Linked DNA regions of Homo sapiens: region 1 is linked to region 2. A link is a contact called in ENCODE Hi-C or POLR2A ChIA-PET data. All regions are on one chromosome and are shown on one strand. Each heading gives the region's core, a stretch centred on a gene start or an enhancer-like site at or near the end of the contact. The rest is flanking DNA. Distances are from core to core; before and after follow the strand shown.

Evidence for each region. A loop is a pair of places that touch in the nucleus more often than their neighbours do. ChIA-PET counts read pairs that join two places held with the same protein, here RNA polymerase II (POLR2A). Pooled maps may share reads with other maps.
Region 1: a loop to region 2 is called in a map with no recorded cell type, with 4 times the contacts of the local background. The contact joins the promoter of E2F6 here to the enhancer-like site in region 2. A Hi-C loop is called at or near these places in 2 of 37 single-sample maps with no recorded cell type and 3 of 50 pooled maps. POLR2A ChIA-PET finds 5 or more read pairs at or near these places in 2 of 52 experiments (K562 and activated CD8-positive, alpha-beta memory T cell).

What each region holds. Positions count from the first base shown.
Region 1 is chr2:11,464,165-11,468,444 of GRCh38, forward strand. It overlaps E2F6 (E2F transcription factor 6), which reads right to left and starts at 1,997. Exons shown (of 7, transcript NM_198256.4): 1 at 1,608-1,997. The coding sequence starts at 1,715. RefSeq lists enhancers at 1,191-1,748, 1,749-2,305, 2,733-2,812.
Region 2 is chr2:11,376,686-11,380,876 of GRCh38, forward strand. No RefSeq gene overlaps it. Among named protein-coding and RNA genes, the nearest start is that of LINC00570, 15 kb to the right of the region's middle. RefSeq lists an enhancer at 1,516-1,725. Within about 2 kb of position 1,491, at least 11 of the 41 ENCODE cell types and tissues checked have a DNase peak (open chromatin) inside an H3K27ac peak, as active enhancers do.

The DNA.
Region 1 (4,280 bases), core at 747-3,246, 88 kb after region 2:
CTTAGGATAGGGGTCCCCAGCAGTGGGTTGGCTGGTAATAAGAGGCCATCAAGTGGAAACAGTGAGTGTAAATAACCTTTTCAAGAAGTTTAGCTGTGAAAGCACTTTGGGAGGCTGAGGCGGGTGGATCACGAGGTCAGGAGATTGAGACCATCCTGGCTTACACGGTGAAACCCCATCTCTACTAAAAATACAAAAAAAAATTAGCCGTGCGTGGTGGCGGGTGCCTGTAGTCCCAGCTACTCAGGAGGCTGAGGCAGGAAAATGGCGTGAACTCGGGAGGCGGAGCTTGCAGTGAACCGAGATCAGGCCACTGCACTCCAGCCTGGGTGACAGAGCAAGACTTCGTCACCAAAAAAAAAAAAAAAAAAAAAAAGTTTAGCTGTGAAGAGGAAGAGAGACAGTAGATGGGAGGGGATATGGAATCAAGGGAGAGATCTTTTAAGATGGGGATGGATTTAGAATGCGGTTTTAGTAGTCAAGAATTTATCATCTGGAGTTAGACATTTGGAGCTTCAACCCAAGTTTCTACACTTATTATCCAGCCACAGGCAAGCCGGCGTTACATGCATCTCCAAGTCTGTTTTGGCAACCGTGAAACAAGAATAATAATCTTTTAGTATTATAAAACACTGCTGTGAGAAATGAGAAATTAAATGAGGCAATAATCACAAACTATTTGGTAGGGGAACCAGGCATAATGACTTGGGAAAATGTTTAATTACTACTAGTTATAGAAAGAAAGCAGCAGAGAAATTGAAAATACGGGGAGAGGTCGGGCTCGGTGGATCACCTGAGGTCGTCAGGAGTTCGAGACCAGCCTGGCCAACACGGCGAAATCCCGTCTCTACTAAAAATACAAAATTAGCTGGGTGTGGTGGCGCATGCCTGTGATCCCAGCTACATGGGAGGCTGAAGCAGGAGAATCTCTTGAACCTGGGAGGTGGGGGTTGCAGTGAGCTGAGATTGCGCCATTGCACTCCAGCCTGGGGAACAAAAGTAAAACTCAATCTCAAAAAAAAAAAAAAAAAAGAAAAAAAAGAAAGAAAAGAAAAAGAAAATGCATTTGTTGAGGGCCCTGATAACCGCGGGGAATACAGCATCTGGTCCTGAACAAGAGAAGAAATCAGCCTTTGCAGGAAAGGGAGCCAAATTTCCTAACCATTTTCTCTGTCAAACAGGTGGGGAGATAATTTGATGAATGGGAGCTGTGGCGTGGGAAATATAAAGCGTGGACAAGGTTTTAAACGGCTGCAGTAGAGCAGAAGGATGGGAGAGGAGGCAGAAAAACAAATGATAGGTTGCAGAGATACAGCTAGAGTCCATAGAAGGAGATAAACATGGACTCTCTAATGCAAAGTTGAGCAATTTTCTCCAACAGTGCTCTGAAGTTCCGATGTAAAAGCCTAGAAGACTGATACCACGTCTGTGAGCAGATGCTGAAAGCAGAAGGCGGGAGAGCGCAGTTCGCAGCACGTGATGGGCAGCGCCTGGCCCAGGGGGAGCAGACGACCCAGACGACGGCCAGCGGGGTTGGCGGCGGCGCGGGGAGGAGGGGGCCGGATTTGGGAGACCACCGCCCGTCCCCGTCCCGTCCCGGAGCTTACCAGCAGGCCCTCCACGTTGATGGGGTCTCGGCACCGACGGCGAACCGTCTCCTCCGTCGGGTCCAGGAGGAGACTGGGTAACTTCCTCGCCGGCCGCTGCTGACTCATGCTGCCCGGCCGGGCGTCCTGCTCCCCTCGCACCCCACGAGCTCTCCCGCCCTCTCGCGCTCAGCTCGAGCACCGCCCCCCACGCGCCGATTTCCAAGGGCCCAGCACCTAAGGGGTCCGCGGCTTCCTCCGAGGCGCCGCCCGGCTAGGCCGTCCCGCCCGCCAGTAAACGCGGCACGGCCTCACGTGCCCGGGAGCTCCCGACGCAGACGGAAAAAGAGGAGGGAGACCCGCGGATCTCAAGTCGCCCGGCCCGCCATCTTCCCGCATGCGCAGTACACCGCCCCCCTCTGCGCATGCCCGCCGCTGCCGGAGCGCTCCCACGCACCGATCCTCTCCCGGCGGCTGCCGCCCGGGAAACCCGGACCGCGGAATCCACGGAGAGGCTGGCAAAGGAAAAGGAAGAGGTGGAGCCGAATTCCAGAGGAAGGGAACAGGGGTGAGAGAAAAGAGGCAACCGGGAAAACCCAGCGGTCGCCTGGAATTCTCGACGGTGATAACTGAAAGTTCTGAGGTGATAACTGAAAGTTCTGAGCCGCAGAGATGTTCATTTATTCCTTTTTTTTATTTTAATTTTTTTTTTGGTCGCCCAGGCTGGAGTGCAGTGGCGTGGTCAGGGCTCACTGCAGCCTTGAATTCCCGGGCTCAAGCGATCCTCCACCTCAGCCTCCCAAGTAGCTGGGACTACATGCGCGCGCCACTGTGCCTGGCTAATTTTTAATTTTAATTTTAGTAGAGACAGGGTCTCAGTATATTGCCCCGGCTGGTCCTGAACTCTGGGGCTCAAGCCGTCCTCCCACCTTGGCCTCTCAAGTGCTGGGATTATAGGCGTGAGCTACCACACCCAGCCTTCATTTATTCGTGAGCTCTGTTAGCGCATCTTACAGGCAGGTCAGTGTTGATGCTTAGTAAATGTGAGCAACCACACCATTGTGGAATCGTTTTACCTCTGCCTGCCCGCCTGCCTGCCTGCCTGCCTTCCTTCCTTCCTTCCTTCCTTCCTTCCTTCCTCCTTCCTGTTTGACGAATGAGTTATCGTTGACCTATAGTGTCAGATATTGGGGTGGGCACAGGCGATACTTATTCGTTTGAATATGCCACGGGTTCAACCTCCAATTTCAGTGGGGACAGATAAGTAAACAGAGCATGTTAATTTAGCTGGAGCCAGAAGGTGTGTTTTCAAGTCCTGGCTGCCTCTACGTATAAACTAGAAGACCTTATTAAGCCAGTTACTTAATCTGTCTGTGCCTCAGTTTCCTTATTTGGAAAATGCAAATAATGACAATACTTACCTGATAAGGTTGTTGTGAGGATTAAATGGATTAATGGATACAGGTTGCTGTGATTAGAACAGAGGCCAGCACATGTTTGAAATAAAAAGGCAACACACCGTGGTATGTACAGAGTTGGAGGGAAACAACTGGTTAGACTGGGGGTTTCTACACAGCCTGAGGTGGGCGAGGTGAGGCAGGGAAAAATCCCCGAAGAAGCTGGTTCCCCACTAGACTGTGAGGTCAGAGGCCTTCTCTAATCTTTTTTTTTTTTTTTCTGTCACCCAGGCTGGAGGGCAGTGTCACGGTCATAATTCACTGTAGCGTCAAACTCCTGGCCTCAAGTGATCTCCCAGCTAAGACTCCCAAGTAGCTGAGAGTACAGGTGCATGCCACCATGCCTGGCTAATTTTTTTTTATGTTTTATTTTATTTTATTTTTTGAACTCCTTACCTTAAGCAATCCTCCTGCCTCAGCCTCCCAAGGTGCTGGAGTTATAGGCGTGAGACACCCATGCCTGGCTTCTAATCTTTGTATCTCTATCATCTAGCAAAGTGTCTGGCAAATAAAACATGCTCTATTAATGTTTGCTAAATAAACGATGAGAAAAAAAGAGAACGTAGCGGAGGTCTCGAGAAGACTGCATATTGTTGCAGAATGGAGAATTTCCCAGAGCCGTTAGAAATGGCCATTTGAAGGCATTTATTCAGCATCTGCTATGTGTTTGGCATTCCACATGCATTTGCTTATGTAAATCTCATATCAAAACTGAAAGATAGGTATTTTTCTGCCCAATTTGCAGATCAGCAAAATTAAGATCAGCAGGATTACAAAAATTTACTCAAGGTCCTAGTAGGCAGTGGTAGAGGCAGGCTTTGACTCCACAACTGATTAATTAATTTGGCATTCAGATCTTTAGGAAGATTCTTCAAGGACGACTAGATTCTCTACAACCAGAGTTGGGGTTGGGCAAGTAAAGGTGGGGTGTGGATCAGGACGGAGTAGCAAGTGGTCCAGGCTAAAGAAAGAGCATGAGCACAGAGCTGGGGAGAGTCGGGGAAATGGCACAATCCTCACACTTATTGTGCCTGTGACCTGGCTTTTCCCCAAGACATAATCTTTTGCACATTTTTTTTTTTGAAGCATCTCTCATGGGCCAAGCAGTAGGGTAGGTGTTGAGGGAAGAACTGAATCTGATGGGGCCTTACCTTGTGTTCCAGGGGCTACTAGCCTGGGGGAGATACATAAGCAGAAAGCATAAGTACTAAATTAGAGTGTGTCTAACACACAATAG
Region 2 (4,191 bases), core at 241-2,740:
TTAGAATTAGACAATGGTGATGGTTATCCAACTCTGTGACTGCACTAAAAACCATTGACTTGTACAACTTAAAAGGGGGACATTTTATAGTATGTGAACTATAGCTTAATAAAGCTGTTATTAAAAAACAATGGTACAGTACTTGAGAAAGAGAAACAATAAACCTTGGTAAAAAATAGGTTCAGTTTTATCTCAAAGCCCTATGGCTTCTCTACAGGAAGCCTTTGCTTTTGTTCTGTATCTCATGGTTTCTCTTCACAAGGCCGTTATGAAGCTCAGATGGCGCAATGGCTCAGAAGAGATTTGCAAAGGAATAAGCGAGAGATCAGAGCAGGGAACGCAGGTCAACAGCAGCCCCTCCTCCCTGTCTGCCTTCCCCTGAACCTCCGTGCAACCAGAGCCTCTGGGGAGAGGCAGGTACATCTTGTGTTTCTTTTCAGTGCAACTGTAGCTGGCCGGATGCCACAGGACATTTACTTTAAAAGAATATTTAAAAAATTTTTTTAGAAAAATGAAGGTCTCGGGACTGGGCACGTGGCTCATGCCTGTAATCCCAGCACTTTGGGAGGCGCAGGCGGGAGGATCACTTGAGGCCAGGACTTCAAGACCAGCCGGGGCAACATAATGATACCCCGTCTCTACAAAAACTTTTAAAAAATAGTCAGGTGCAGTGGTGAGTGCCTGTAGTCCCAGCTACGAGGGAGGCTGAGGCAGGAGAGTGGCTTGAGTCCAGCAGTTTAAGGTTGCAGTGAGCTGTAATCACACCACTGCACTCCCGCCTGGGCGACAGAATGAGAAAGAAAAAATGTTTTTAAAAAATTTGTCTCTAAGAAAAAATGTTTTTAAAAAACATTTTTTTAATGAAGGTCTAGTCATCAAGACCCAAGACCCCACTGTCTGGCAGGTCATCTTGGGGAATTCCTATCCATTTAGCTTCCCCAGGTCCAGGAACTTCCTTGGACCTCCTGGGTTGACTGCCCCCATGTTGCCCCGGCCAATGCTCAGTAACATTTGTTGAATGCCTGATTGTGGCCCACATTTAGAATTATTAGAGAAAGGCCGGGCGCAGTGGCTCATGCCTGTAATTCCAGCACTTTGGGAGGCTGAGGTGGGCAGATCACTTGAGGTCAGGAGTTCGAGAACAGCCTGGCCAACATGGTGAAACCCTGTCTCTACTAAACATACAAAAATTAGCTAGGCATGGTGGCACACACCTGTAATCCCAGCTACTCGGGGGGCCAAGACAGGAGACTGTCTCAAAACAAACAAACAACAAAACAGAATTATTAGAGAAAGAACATTTAAGGAAGTGAGAAAATGTGGTAAGGTATGAAACCTTGGCCTGTTGAAAGCCAAAATCACCTTCTGATTAGGAGGGGCCTGGCCTCCAACCTCCCTGGAGAACGGTTTGTTCCCCTCCTTTGCAGCCAGGTTGCAAACATTTATGACCCATTTAATCATGCTCAGTGTTTGGAGCCACACAGAGAGGGCTTCTGCAGGCTCGGACGTCATCTCGGGGCGAAGGGTGGTGTTTGATGTGTCACGCGATGAAATGCTCCCCACTCCACTCATGGTTATTATTTTTTTGCCTTTAAGCAGACAGAGTCCATCAGAGATTAGAACTCTGCCAGAGTTTCTGGGTTGAGTGATGAAGCACAAATGTTTCCCTTTCCAACGCTCTCGGAACTGTCAGCCTTATTTCTATGGCTGTCATTCTCTTATTCACAAAAACGAAACCGGGCTAAGCTGCCCTTCCTCCCTGGGCTTTTTCCAGCCTGAAGTCTCTGAAATAGCCATGTTTGTTGTAGCAGCAAGTGGGAATGTTGTCTGCTGTGATAAATGGCCCGTCCCTTCCCCTAAAATAGCCACTGGACTTCCTGGGAACTTTCCTCTCAGTCCTCTGATGAGGGAGGGTCTCGGTGGGCCTGTGGGGACTCAGCAGGGGCTACCTGGTTCAGGCTGGCTCCTTCTCCTTAAAAGCAGAACGAGGGCCCATTCGAGTCAGAATGAGCCCCTGCAGAGCTTCTTAACCGTATACAACCCCGGGCAAGCTATTTTGCCTCTCTGAGCCTCGTTTTCTCACCACATTTGGGCCAAGGAGAAGACTAAATGAGATACTATATGAAAGGTGCTGGGCCCAGATCAGACCCTTAATAAACAAGAATTCAGGCAGGCAGCGGTGAGGTTCTTGCCTGCTCCCTTTCACCCATAGATGCCTCCTGTCACTGCCTAGTGGCTGAGCTCTGGGAAGGGAGGCAGGGGACCCACCTCACTCCCTGCCCTGTGCGTACAGCCTAAGCCAGGCTCACTGAGTCCCTCACCACCTCCTTTGTTCAGTAAACATTGACTGGGCATCTGCTGTGCCCCAGAGCCTGCAGGAGGCCATGGGGACAAGGACAAGTCAGACATGGCTCTGGCCCTCAGTACAGAGATCTCTACAGGATGCAAGGGACCCTAATTGATCTGTTGTACAGTGGGAGTTCGAAATGCCATGGGCAGGAGAGAGAGAAGCCTGGCATTGACTGGAAGCTTCCAGAAAGGTTGCTTCTCTTACTGAGGCTGGGCCACACCCTGGGCTGTTGGGAGCCCCCCACCATGCCTTGTTTTGTTCAGCTCTGGCATACGGTAACCATGTATTACCAGCAGGAATTAAAGGAGCTTTAGGAAATCAGTGATCATTGAGACAGGGTCTTGCTCTGTCACCCACGCTGGAGTGCAGTGGCGTCATCATGGCTACACGTCATCATGGCTACATCATGGCATCACTGCAGCCTAGACCTTCTGGGTTCAAGCAATTCTCCCACCTCAGCCTCCCGAGACGCTGGAACTACAGTCATGCATCACCACACTTGGCTAATTTTTTATTTTTTGTAGAGACAGAATCTCACTATGTTGCCCAGACTGGTCTCGAACTCCTGGGGAGCCCAGCAGTTCTAAAAGCTGATTACCATAAAGGCATCTTGAGTTTGGGTCTGAATTCCCTGGCAGCTAAAACAAAGGGAGGAACATATTGAGTTACATAGTTTTCTTTTTCTGACAAAAGAATGCATACAAATTGACTTGAAGAGCCGGGCATTTTCCTGGAATGAAGTGCCTGCCAAAACATGCTGAGGGTAAAAGAGACACTGGGTTGTGGAATGGACCGAGGCTTCCACCACAGTATTGCAAAAGACCCACAGACGCTGCTCAAACAGACGATGCTTGTAGGACATTCCCAAAAAGGCAGAGGCCACCAGGAACATCATAACTCAGGGAAGGCACTTCTACCTTTGATGTCCCTGTTCTCTTAGGACAAGTACAAGAAGAACCCAATGAAAATATGGCTTCACCTACATCCCCAAACCACAGCAGAGCCCTCAGAGTGGCTTCACTGCAAGGATCCAGCATCTCCATTCATGGTCTGTGGATGGTTGACATTTGAAGAAAACACCCAACCACATATGCATATGTGTATCCATGTACACATTATATGTATGTGTGTGTATACACATGCAGTTTTTTATGATTGTAAAACTAGTGCTAGTGTTCTTTGCAGAAAATTTTGAAATATAGAAAAACATGAAAAAAGTATATGCCAGTAACAGCAATTCAGAAAGATAACCTCAATTAGACCTTGCTATATTTATCTGTAGTCATTTATCTACATGTGAGATATATATACATATATCTCTGAATGTGACCCTAGGGTCATTGGGTCATTCTCTGCGCCTTTTTTTAATCTCAAACTTTTTCATTTAACAAGATTTTACATATATATATATATACGTATATATATGTATATATATATATACGTATATATACGTATATATATGTATATATATATACGTATATATACGTATATATATATGTATATATATACGTATATATACGTATATATACGTATATATGTATATATATACGTATATATACGTGTATATATACGTGTATATATACATATATATATACGTGTATATATACGTGTATATATACATATATATATACGTGTATATATACGTGTATATATACATATATATATACGTGTATATATACGTGTATATATACATATATATACATATATTTAGGCAGGGTCATGCTGTGTCACCCAAGCTGGAGTGCAGTGGTGCAATCATGGCTCTCAGCAAACATGACCTCTCGGGCTCAACTCATCCTCCCATCTCAGCCTCTTGAGTAGCTGGGACTATAGATGGGCAC